3 separate regions of the Homo sapiens genome follow, and regions 2 and 3 are each linked to region 1. Evidence: chromatin loops called from intact Hi-C (ENCODE). Cell type or tissue: heart right ventricle. All regions are shown on one strand.

Region 1 (4,000 bases):
TCCTAGTGGCGTGTTTCCTAGGGTATTTTGTAATTTTGACTTCTGAACTCATGTTTAGTTGAGCAATGTATGGGAATTGCAGGAAACCTGGGCTGAGATTCTATTTCCAAAACGATTTGCTCTGAATTGTGCTGGGTGCCCCACAGTTCTCCAACTAGAACCACTTTCAATTATTAGTTTGGCTTGGCATTTACAGACCTAAACAGGTGGTATAAATTCTAGTGCCAAATCTATGTGAGGGTGTGGACTATGGTTATGAATTTTTATGAGAGTGATAGGTCTTTTTTTCTAGCTTTTCCTCATATTGACGGTACAGCCTTTTGTCCAGGGTTTATGTGACTCACTTAGGCATTAAGACCCAAGGCCTTCATGCCAATGCCCAGGATTCTGCCTTTTGCCATCCCCATGTATAACTGCAAAAAATAGACTGGGTTCATCTAAGTCTAGGCAAGGGCAGGATAACTTTCTTTCCTTTTTGAGGGGTGGGGAGGGGAACAGGGTTCTCACTCTGTCACCCAGGCTGGAGTGCAGTGGCGTGATCATGGCTCACTGCAGCCTCGACTTTCCCAGGCTCAGGTGATCCTCCTGCCTCACCCTCCTGACTAGCTGGGATTACAGGCACCCACCACCATGTCCAGCTAATGTTCGTATTTTTTGGTAGAGACAGGGTTTCATCATGTTGCCCAGCCTGGTCTCAAACTCCTGGACTTGAGTGATCCGTATTTGTCATGCAGCAATAGATAATTAATACACATATCCATTCATCCTTCCCGCCATTCCTCCTGTTTCAGTGGAAAAAGAGCTTCTTCTCCAGGCCACCGTCTGCAGAAAAGGTCCCTTCTCTCCTTCCCAGGTCTCACTGAGTAACCCCCAAACAAGCGCCCTCTCCGAGATCATGCCTGACTGGTGGGTTCCTTGTGCTCTTCCAGCACATCTGTCAGCTCACCTCCTTCCTTGTCTTGACCTCCCAAAGTGCTGGGATTACAGGCATGAACCACTGCGCCCGGTCAGGAGGATAACTTGATACAGTCATCTACATACCTCCCGGTCAATTACAGACATCTACAGAGTCTATGCCATAGTCAAAGGAGCAGAAACCAGGTAACCCTCATCCCCTGTCCACACGGAGACTTGAGAACAAGGGTAAAGTTCTAGAATATTGAGCCAAGCCCTGAGGTTGGCCTTGCCTTCAGTGTCTGCTTATCACTCTGGTGTCCAACTCCCTCTGGTTTTGGCCCTGAGGGATTTCCCACACTTTTCCAAAATGTTGGCTAGACATTTAAAGAATATATCTGTTTTTGAGCTCCTGATGTGTAGGTGTTCTGTAATGGAAGACTTTTATAGGATATCTGGTCTGCTGTGTTGCCAGAAATGGTCCCTTCTGTAATTTCAACACCTGGTGTCACTCTCTCTCCCACCCTAGAAGTTTTAGCACCCACCTCCCAGTTTACCTCCACCCTGGTTCCCTCAGCATTCTGGGTCACTTCATTTGTGTAGGTGACCCATCCAAAACCTAAGTCTCTTAATTATCTCACCTTCTTGTCTTCAGAGACATTTATCTTCACGTTCCTTCAGCCACCCACACTATGGAGGCCAGGACTAAGTGGCTCCCTTCTTTTATTTTTTATTGTTTTATTTTATTTTATTTTTTGAGACGGAGTCTTGCTCTGTCACCCAGGCTGGAGTACAGTGGCATGATCTCAGTTCACTGCAACCTCTGCCTCCCGGGTTCAAGCAATTCTCCTGCCTCAGCCTCCCAAGTAGCTGGGATTACAGGTGTGTGCCACCACGCCCAGCTAATTGTTTGTATTTTTTGTTTTGTTTTGTTTTGTTTTGTTTGAGACGGAGTCTCGCTCTGTCGCCCAGGCTGGAGTGCAGTGGCACGATCTCGGCTCACTGCAAGCCCCGCCTCCTGGGTTCACGCCATTCTCCTGCCTCAGCCTCCAGAGTAGCTGGGACTACAGGCGCCCGCCACCAAGCCGGGCTAATTTTTTGTATTTTTAGTAGAGACGGGGTTTCACCGTGTTGGCCAAGATGGTCTCGATTTCCTGACCTCGTGATCTGCCTGCCTTGGCCTCCCAAAGTGCTGGGATTACAGGAGTGAGCCACTGCGCCCGGCCCCAAGTTGACTCCCTTCTAAAGGGATGGGATATCACTTTTGAGACGAAGCTATAGAAAGATCATGACTCCCATCTTGCTATCCCTCTCTTGATTTTCTTTCTGGCTCATGCTGAGAGAAGACAGTGGTCATGTTGTGAGCTGCCCTATGGAGAGGCCCACGTGGCAAGAAACTGAGGGTGGCCTGCAAAACAACAGCCCATGGGGAACTAAGGTCCCCAGTCCCACAGCTCACAGAAAACAGAACCCTGCCAACAACTACGTGAGTCAGCTTGGACGCAGCTCCTCCCGGCAGAGCCAGGAGATGACTGCAGCCCTGGCGCATACCTTGATTGCAATCTGGGAGAGATCCTGAGCCAGAGGGCCCAGCTAAATGTGCCTGGATTCCTGACTCACAGAAACAATAAATGTATTTCCTAAGCAGCTACACTGTAGGGTAGTTTTTCATACAGCAATAGATAATGAATACACACCCACTCATTCTTCCCGCTGATCGTCTCGGTGCAGTGGAAAAGGGTCTTCTCCTCCAGGCCACCATCTGCAGAAGAGGCCCCTTCCGCTCACCTTCCCAGGTCTCACTGAGTGACCCCCAAAGAAGTGCCTTCTCTGAGATGGTGCCTTATTGGGGGGGTTCCTTGGGCTCTTTCATCACAGCTGTCCGCTCGCCTCTTTCCTTGTCTCTCTTATATATGAAAATCTACTTAAAAACTACACACATAATAGGGCAATTTGCTAAAATGGGCATTTTTGCTGGTTTGGGGGATGTTTTGTTGTTGTTGTTGTTTTGTTTTCTACTAAAGACTCATCCTCCCTGCAAAGCAAAATGTTTTCCTTCCTTCAACCAGGACCTCTCTTGGCCCATAAGTCTCCTTTATGCAAATTTTTTGACAATAAAAATAGTATTTTATTTCCCCCACACTTTCCCTCCTCCAACAACCCCCAGTACACCTTTCCCTTCTTGTTCACACAGCTATGTTACAATAAGAAAAAAATAAGTTTTGGAGCAGGTCACAGTGGCTCATGCCTGTAATCCCAGCACTTTGGGAGGCCAAGGTGGGGGGATCACTTGAGCCCAGGAGTTCAAGACCGTCCTGGGCAACATGGCAAAACCCTATCTCTACAAAAAACACAAAAATTAGCCAGGTGTGGTGGCATGCACCTGTAGTCCCAGCTACTCAAGAGGCTGAGGCAGGAGGATGGCTTGAACCCGGGAGACGGAGGTTGCAGTGAGCTGTGATCACGCCACTGCACTCCAGCCTGGGTGCCAGAACAAGATCCTGTCTCAACAACAAAAAAAAAAGTTTTGGGGGCAGGATTATGAGGGTAGAGGGGATATGGGTAAAAACACAAATCACAATAGGCATTTTTGAAAATACGTTATTCCACTTGGTCATCGTCTTCTCCCTCATCTTTGAGCTGCTTTCACTTCTGACTCCTTTCTTCTTCACCAAGGTCTTCTTCATCTTCTTCATCATCTACCTCTCCATTGTTATAATCGTCTTCATCCTCCTCTTCTGCACTCATGTCCTCCTCTTCTCCTTCCTCCTCCTCCTCCTCCTCATCCTCTCCTCATTGTCCAGGCCCTCCACGTAGCCCTCAGCATCCAAGTCAACAGCAAATTTTTTTAAAAGGTCCTTTTCCTCCTTTTCTTGTTGGCAGGAGTGATTTTGTACCCAGCTTGGCAAGCAGGGTATGGGCTGCATTTCGGCCCCATTCTTCCCCACAGTCAATGCTCTTGAGCAGTGAACAACCTACACATCCTTCCATGGCTACCATGCTCAACCTTTCTTATGGGGAAAGCCTAATGCCACGTATCTATTCTCTTGACTTCTGGCCTCCCCTGCCTCCCTGAGGAAAGTTAAGGGCCAAGAAGAGTTGAATC
Region 2 (4,000 bases), 270 kb before region 1:
TCATAAACCCAAAAGTAACTCTCTATAATACATCACAATGCCTTCTCTAGCAAATTATTCCATTTATCCCTCAGATCCCATGAGGTATCACCATGTTTTACCAAAAGAACAAAAACTAGGAAAGTTTAAATGGCCCACCTGCCTGAGAATGATCAGTAAGTGAGATTCTGGGATTCAAATCCCAGAGTTTCTTAACTCCACTTGCCTGAAATTTCAAACCAAAATTAAACATTTTCCTCTTAAACTAGAGATAATGTCCTAATCTCTAGTAATGGCACAGCCCTTGTATGAATTGGCAATCTTAAATCCTCGGGTGGTTATAAATCATTTTGCTCTGTCCTATGTCCCCTTGAAATCTCTTACATACAGTGATTTCACTCTATTCTTTGGGGCATCACCTCATTTATAGTTAACCAAAACATAAATGACTGCAACCGCTCATATAGCTAGTCTATATCTACTACAACCTTCATACCCATGGCGAGATTAAGCTCCTTTAATAGTTTTTCATGTGACCTTCTTGAGTTTCTGACAGGTCTCAATTTTTCACTCTGTATTTAAGGCCCTGGTTCTCAAGGACCTATAAAATCAAGGCCTACTCTGTGTATCCAAATTTCTCAGTTATTCTATATGACCATGCAAATCAAGTTCATTCCTCAGTCATGTAATAATGCAAAACACTTTACTTGGCGCGCATGTGCCTGACACGGAACCACAGTGCTCACTGTCTCGGCAGCCTGACTGAAAATGTTCCTTCTCCTGTCAACAGTACCCACCACTTGGTGGCCAGCTCGGTTCCTACCCTCCGACATGAAGCCCTTTCTGATCACTGTCCTAGAACTTCCCTTTGTGTGAACTTCCCGCCTTCTTCACACGCTGCAATCTACTCAAACATGTGCTTGCTAGCCTACATTCTCTGACTGGTTCTTATGCTTGTTTCCTCTCCTTGACCAAACAGTTCATAACGTGAGGACAACCGCCATGTGTTATTTATCTCTGTGCACCTCACCACCTGCCCTATCCTCAGCCCAGGAGGAGGCACAAAGCTGGAATGTGCATCCTCATTGGCTCACTGAGAAAGCTCTCTGAATTGGAAGCCTCTGAGGAGCATGAGTAAAGGCTACATATGGCAGTGTACACACAGCAAGATGTTATGGCTTCCAAAATGAGTTTCTCAGTAGCACAAACATGGGCAAAGATGTTATTTTGCTGTAGAGTATATTTTTAAGAAAACAGCTTTACTAAGACATCATTCACATACAATTCACCTAAAGTGTACAATTTAATGTTTTTTAAGGATATTACATTATTAATTACTTAAAATTGTAGTAAAATCTACATAGTCTTTTAGGTTTTTAAAAAGGTACCTTTGTGATATTTATCCTTAGAAGTTTGGGGTTAAACACAAGGTCAGTTTGTGTTAAATGAATTTACCTTTGTGAGATATTTTTCAAATCTTGAAAAGTAGTCAATCACATACACGATTAAGAGTTTAAAGAGAAATTACTCTGTTTTTAGAGGAGTGCTGTGTTTTCATTGGTTGCAGTAGTTCTCAACTACATGACATTTGCCCAGCTACTTTCCACAACAGCACCACCATCTTTCTTTCATGTCAAAATCAGGGCCTGCTCAAGCATCAATCATTTCTATACTGCCTTTTTACACTGTCTTACACTGTTTCTAGGGGTTATTCATTATTTCTAATCTACTCGAATTTGGTGGTGTGTTACAAATTAAAGTAAAAAAAGTATATGGGACTAATCCATATTTTTTCATAGCTCTTCAGAAAACCAACCACACTTCTGTTTTTAAATACAATTCAGCTGTCCCTGCAAAGGTCACTGAAGTGTCCATTTAAGAGCCTTATCCTGTTAAAAAGCCAATTAGTGATTGCTTTTACTCAAAATGAATTAAGGATTAAAAGTTAGTCTTATACGACCGGGCGCGGTGGCTCACGCCTGTAATCCCAGCACTTTGGGAGGCCGAGGCAGGCAGATCACCTGAAGTCGGGAGTTCAAGACCAGCCTGACCAACACGGAGAAACCCCGGCTCTACTAAAAATACAAAATTAGCCGGGCACAGTGCCACATGCCTGCAATCCCAGCTTCTAGGGAGGCTGAGGCAGGAGAATCGCTTGAACCCGGGAGGCGGAGGTTGCGGTGAGCCGAGATCGTGCCACTGCACTCCAGCCTGGGCAACAGGAGCAAAACTCCGTCTCAACAACAATAACAACAACAACAAAAGTTAGTCTTGTACTGGTCAATACAAGCCAGGCAAGACTTTACTAAGAATTTTCTCCCTTAGATAAACAAGTTGAGCCACTAAGGAACCCCTTCTCTCCTTCAATAGGTTATAGAAGCAAGTGAGCCAATAAGTCCCTACTACCAATAAAGCCTTGAGGAAGAAGGAATAAAGAAGTTGGTTCTCTATGACAGAGATGTGGTGGGATTTGGGGCGTTACAAAAGAGCCACAACCTACTTAGTGAACGAGCAGCTGCAGTTATTACCTTTCTTTGGGATGGTATCCTGAAACCTAACCTTTCTGAGTCTCCTTAAGCAACAAGCTATTGCCTATAAGAACTACAATCACATCTTCCCCAAGGAAAGGAATGCCTAGACCATGACAGAATTGGGGAATGAGGAGCAGGGTAAACTGGTGCCCTTTCTATCTCTTACCTTTTGCTTATAAACCTAATGAATGTCTCCTTTTTTTAAAGTGCTAGGTGATATAAAAGTTTCCCACAGGAAAATTTACTCTACATCAAATTAAAAATAAGGTCACGGAGGCATACAACATGGGCATTCTTAACATAAACAGGGGAGAAAACAGAACTTAGACTAACAGCACTAATTTCTTATAAACACGTACTATCATTTGTCCTGAAAGAGAAGGTATTAAAGTGGACCGAACATTTGTTTACAAGACAGGAATGTTATTATCATCCACTCATTCTGTTTGCTTATGAGTAGCCTGCAGCTTTTACAAAAGTGTTAAAGATCTGAATATTCCACAAAAGTTAAGTCCTATCTTAGAACAAGAGTTTATGATCCTGAAAACAGTTATGTTGTTAACATGTAGAATGTCAGCTGCTTTTCTCCTATTGAAAAGTGCTGTCTAACATGGCCATGTCTATCAATCAAAAGTTCTGAACCTATAAAAAGGCTGTTACTGTTGACACCTGCCACCAGAGAAGACGTGACCTATTCTCTCCTGATGGTATACACATGCATACACATATATAATTTTAAGTGGAGGCGTGGTCTATCTTTGTGCTCTTCATACGGACACCATTTCTTGCCCCAAACAGATATCTTGATTCAAAAATGATTTCTTCACCTCACTCCCACAATTAAATTGCTGAAAAGCCTTACTGGAATTACTAGCGTTTCTTCTTTCTCCTCTCTCCTGTTGTGTGCACTGAAGGTACTTGAGGGAATAAGCTCTGAAGGCCCAGATGGTTCCTTCAGGTGCTGCAGGTAGTCATAGTCGTCATCAAAGAACACTCCATACTTCCTCTGTTCTGCTCGCCTTTCTTCATTGTCTATCTATAAACGAAATGGAATTAGTACTTTCTTCACTATCTATAAACAAAATGGAATCAGTAAGCCTTCCAAGGATAAGGCATGGGAATATTACAATGAGTACAGCTTTCCAAGTAGGAGGCAGATGGCACATGAACATTTTGGCTGATGGGAAAAAGACAAAGAATTCTTGACAAACAGGAAATGTACAGCTTCAAAACCAGAGTGCTACGTAACATTAAAATGGAATGAAAACATTCATGCTTTTAAAAGGGCAATAAAAATAAATAACAATTGCTCCTTCCACTAGACATTTCTGTGCAACATTTTGAGTCAAGAAACAAACATACAATTTATTTTATCATCTATTTGGAGGGTTATAAGAAAAGACCTGGGGGGCCAGGTGCAGTGGCTCATGCCTATAATCCCAGCACTTTGGGATGCTGAGGTAGGAGGATCACTTGAGCCTTGGAGTTCA
Region 3 (4,000 bases), 190 kb before region 1:
CGGCCTGGATGTTAGCTAGGTACCTGACTACGGACTTCTGCCTGTGAATAGTTAAGTATTTAAAATGCGGTTGTTGCTATGCCGTGAACGCAATCTCCCTTTTTCATTGTATTTTCTTCTATGTAACAATGTTATATAAACATAATGTTGATTTTTATAGGTTAATCTTACATCAAGCAAACCTGCTGAAATCATTATATATAGCAATTTTGGGTCAGTTTTTAGAGCTTTCTAGGTATACAACCATGTATAATAACAGTATATCTTTCCTACAATTTATACCTTTTCTTCACCACAAATAATTGTGACCAGACTTTTAGCACAGTAAGGTTAAGGAATTTTTCTTTGCTTCTGTTTTTAAAGGAAATGACTTTAGGGTTTCTCCCTATAGTAAGATATTTAGTATATATTTTTTAAATTTATTTTTACATTTTTTTTGAGATGGAGTCTCACTCTGTTGCCCAGGCTGGTGTGCAGTGGTACAATCTCGGCTCACTGCAACCTCTGCCTCCAAAATTACTGCCTCAGCCTCCTGAGTAGCTGGGATTACAGGTGCCAGTCATCATAGCTGGCTAATATTTGTATTTTTAGTAGAAACGGTATTTCGCCATGTTGGCCAGGCCGGTCTTGAACTCCTGACCTCAGGTGATCTGCCTGCCTTGGCCTCCCAAAGTGCTGGGATTACAACTCCTCGTTTGTTTAGGATTTTAACAAAAACTTACAAAATTTTCTTTACTGCTACTTTGACATTTATTGAGGTGGGTATAGGATACTTCACACTTTTTTACTCCTTACTATGATAACACTATTATTATTTTATGCAAATATTATTCAATGATTTACATTCTTCTTCATAGTAAAACATAAACAAGAGTAATAAAACAATCAGAAAACCTAGAAGCATATACTCTCTTACATAGAGTAGAAAGTACAAAACAGGAGACAGTATACAAAAGAAAATTGGGCAGAGAGCCCAGGAGCGAAATTCTAATTCTGGTTCTGCTACTCAGTAACTGCATGTCTGTCCTTGAGACATTTCCTTAATCTCTCTGGGCCTCAGAGAGGCCCCTTGTTTTTCCTTGGTAAGATGGCAAGTTTAGAACTGTAGGTTTTTCCAGCTCGATACCATTAATCACGTTAGTCCCTCTTGCTTCTGCTGGCTTTTTCCCGAAGCCAGAAATGGTCACAGGTTAGGGCTGAATTAAGAAGACGAGAGCGAGAGAGACCACTGGTAAACATTCCCAAATTTCTTCCAGAGTCGCAAGAGGGTTTACAGAACAGAGAGACCCTCTAAGCCTCCCCCGAGGTTCCCTGGTAGGCTGTGCTTTTCCTTCAGATAGATGCCACAGCTGCTGTCTCTGACACCTTTCTGCACAACTCAGCTGTAAGGAGGTGCCTTAGGGGTTACTCTTCCTCTGGAGAAATGGTCAGCAGCCTCCATGCCAATCCTGCCTCCAGTTATACCACTTCCAAGCAAGGACAGCAATTTTCCCCCCACCTCCAAATCCTGCTCTGGGATTCTAGACAGTTCCTTTCTCCCAGTTATGCACCCTGTTGTGTATGCAGAGTAAGACAAGTCAGCAGAACAACTAATTCTTACATGTGCTTAAACTGATCATCAAAAATAAGACCTCTGGCATGAATGCTCACTTCTATTAAAACTGCCAGTTAAAGGGACTTGTAAAGTCACCAGTGGCAAAAGCAAAAATCCTATACAATGGTTGGAGGCAGGAAGAGATGTCAGATGATCCATTTACTTGAAGTTGGAAGAGGGATGTTCAGATATGAGGGTTAAGGCTACCTGACTTGGATGGAGGCAGACCATTGAAGGCAAATAATATTTCTGCAGTCTCACAGTCCACAGGGCAGAACCTCATGGCATTCCCAGGAATGCTAGTGAGTCCATAAATTAGGCCAGGATTGTTGAGCAAACTGTGATCTGCAGGCCAAATCCAGCTTTATGAATAAATAAAGTTTTATTGGAACATGGCCACACTCATTTGTTTATCTATTATTTATGGCTGCTTTTATGCTACAGCAGCGCAGTTGAGTAGCTGCAACAGAGACTGTCTGGCCAGCAAAGCCTGAAATGTTTGCCAACTGGTCTTTAAAAAAAAGTTTTTGACTCCTGGAATAGGCTTTGGTGACCTCAAAGCCACTGGCTAGCTGGGCCAAAGGACAGGTTCTTCGAGTGTTTCATCATGCAAGACCAACTTTAAAAGACCCAGTAGGCCAGATGTATCTGTACATAAGGAATTCACAATGACCCCAGTTAGGTAGGAAGCTTTGGGAGGGAGAAAAATACAAATTAGTCAGTACTGTCCTAAAATGTTAGCAATTACCTGACTAACTTGGTTCCAATTTGTTGTCGGATTTCCTGCCTCTCTTCTTCAGATGTACGCTGCAAGATGTTTTTGTCCTCTAGTTCTTTCTTAGATGGTCTGTTGCCAAGTTTGATAGCAAGAGTATCCCTCCGGCGTATTTTACTTGCCAAAGCACCTGAGGATTGAAAAAGAGCAGAAATGCAGAGAGAGAGGCTTTTAGCCAGTGGCACTCAGGTTACACATGGCATGGACTTTAAATAGAGCCCAGACCAAATTCTTTCTCCTCATGCAGGAGGAGAATCTTAATTAACCTAAGGAAAAAAAGACTTTGAGTTGGATGCAGTTCATTTTGAGAGGACTGAAGCGCTATTTCTTTTTAATGTTCTGAAAAATATTGGGACACCATGAAAAAACTTAGAAGTATCACTTCATCGTTTGGAAAGTGATAGCTGCAGTTTATTTTGCTGAGAGGGTGGATCATAGAAATGAATGATTGCACAATTCTGTTTCTTTTTCAAGTTTAAAAAACTTAGTTCTTTTGCTTTTATTCTGTACAGTTAATCCTTGTCTCCTCCTTTCCTCTACTCAGACGCCATCCTGGCAGAGTCTACCAATGTTTAACCCTTAATTACCCCAGAATCCTGAAAATTTCAACAAATGATAAGTAACACCACATGGATGATAATGGTTTTTTTTTTTTTTTGCTCCATGCAAATTAAAAGGGATTTGAAAAAGTGCCATTTAATCACTAATATAGTAATAACTTGCCATAATCTACAAATTCAGTCCACAGTGAATCCCTCCCATGTTATCCAGCACAAAGTTAAAAAAAAATAAAAGCACTTTCCATATCTCTAAGTTATATTAGGTTGATGCAAAAGTAATTGTGGTTTTTGCCATTATTTTTAATACATAAATGATATTATTATTTCCTAGAAGGCCTACTATCTTACTTATTGTGGAAGTATGATTTTTTTTAATGCTAGCAAGGTATTTAGCATTCTTTTTATTATTATTTTTTGAGATGGAGTCTCGCTCTGTCTCCCAGGCTGGAGTGCAGTGGCGCGATCTCAGCTCAGTGCAACTTCTGCCTCCTGGGTTCAAGCGATTCTCCTGCCTCAGCCTCCCGAGCAGCTGGAATTACAGGCGTGCGCTAGCATGCCCATCTGGATTTTGTATTTTTAGTAAAGATAGGGCTTCGCCATGTTGGCTAGGCTAGTCTCGAACTCCTGACCTCAAGGGATTCACCCACGTTAGCCTCCCAAAATTAGACATGAGCCACCGTGCCCAGCCTCTTAATGCTAATGAGGTATTTGGCATTCTTGACTCATTCCTCCTTCCCCTTTCTATAAACCCCAGTACAAAAGCGAGTGAAAATTTCAAACACCTCCAATGAGTAAGCCTATGAATCTGCACTGACTTTCTTTCTTCAACAACAGGCCCAGAGTGGAAGGGCTCTCTTTGGTCATAGTGAGAAAGGTCTCTGTTATTAGAAAGCTTTGATTCTCAGCACAAATACTAATATGCACATCTAGCACATCTAGCTCATCTAGCTCATCGACAAAGGCCAGATCCAGCCATGTGACATCATCTTCTGGAAAGGCCTCCCATCAAAAGCTAAACTTTAGGATATACACATTTCTAATTTGAGAAAGGAGGATGAGGGGAAAGAAAAC

The links. Hi-C counts contacts between places; a loop is a spot of excess contacts. Peaks named below come from ENCODE experiments on the same cell type or tissue, not always from the same donor. Only the 100,000 strongest peaks of a DNase experiment are listed, where the experiment ranks them.
Region 2: a loop joins it to region 1, with 3 times the contacts of the local background. A loop is called at or near these places in 63 of 110 quality-filtered maps.
Region 3: a loop joins it to region 1, with 2.2 times the contacts of the local background. A loop is called at or near these places in 3 of 110 quality-filtered maps.

Annotation. Positions count from the first base shown.
Region 1 is chr6:143,578,324-143,582,323 of GRCh38, reverse strand. It overlaps a transcript of PHACTR2 not described here. Among named protein-coding and RNA genes, the nearest start is that of PHACTR2-AS1, 11 kb to the right of the region's middle. In heart right ventricle, no CTCF peak of the experiment used is centred here; a DNase peak (open chromatin) is centred at 2,407.
Region 2 is chr6:143,845,597-143,849,596 of GRCh38, reverse strand. LTV1 (LTV1 ribosome biogenesis factor) reads right to left here. Exons shown (of 11, transcript NM_032860.5): 3 at 3,373-3,546. Among named protein-coding and RNA genes, the nearest start is that of LTV1, 4.3 kb to the right of the region's middle. In heart right ventricle, no CTCF peak of the experiment used is centred here; no DNase peak of the experiment used is centred here.
Region 3 is chr6:143,772,558-143,776,557 of GRCh38, reverse strand. PHACTR2 (phosphatase and actin regulator 2) reads right to left here. Exons shown (of 13, transcript NM_001100164.2): 8 at 2,343-2,499. Among named protein-coding and RNA genes, the nearest start is that of LTV1, 69 kb to the left of the region's middle. In heart right ventricle, no CTCF peak of the experiment used is centred here; no DNase peak of the experiment used is centred here; H3K27ac peaks cover 3,628 bases.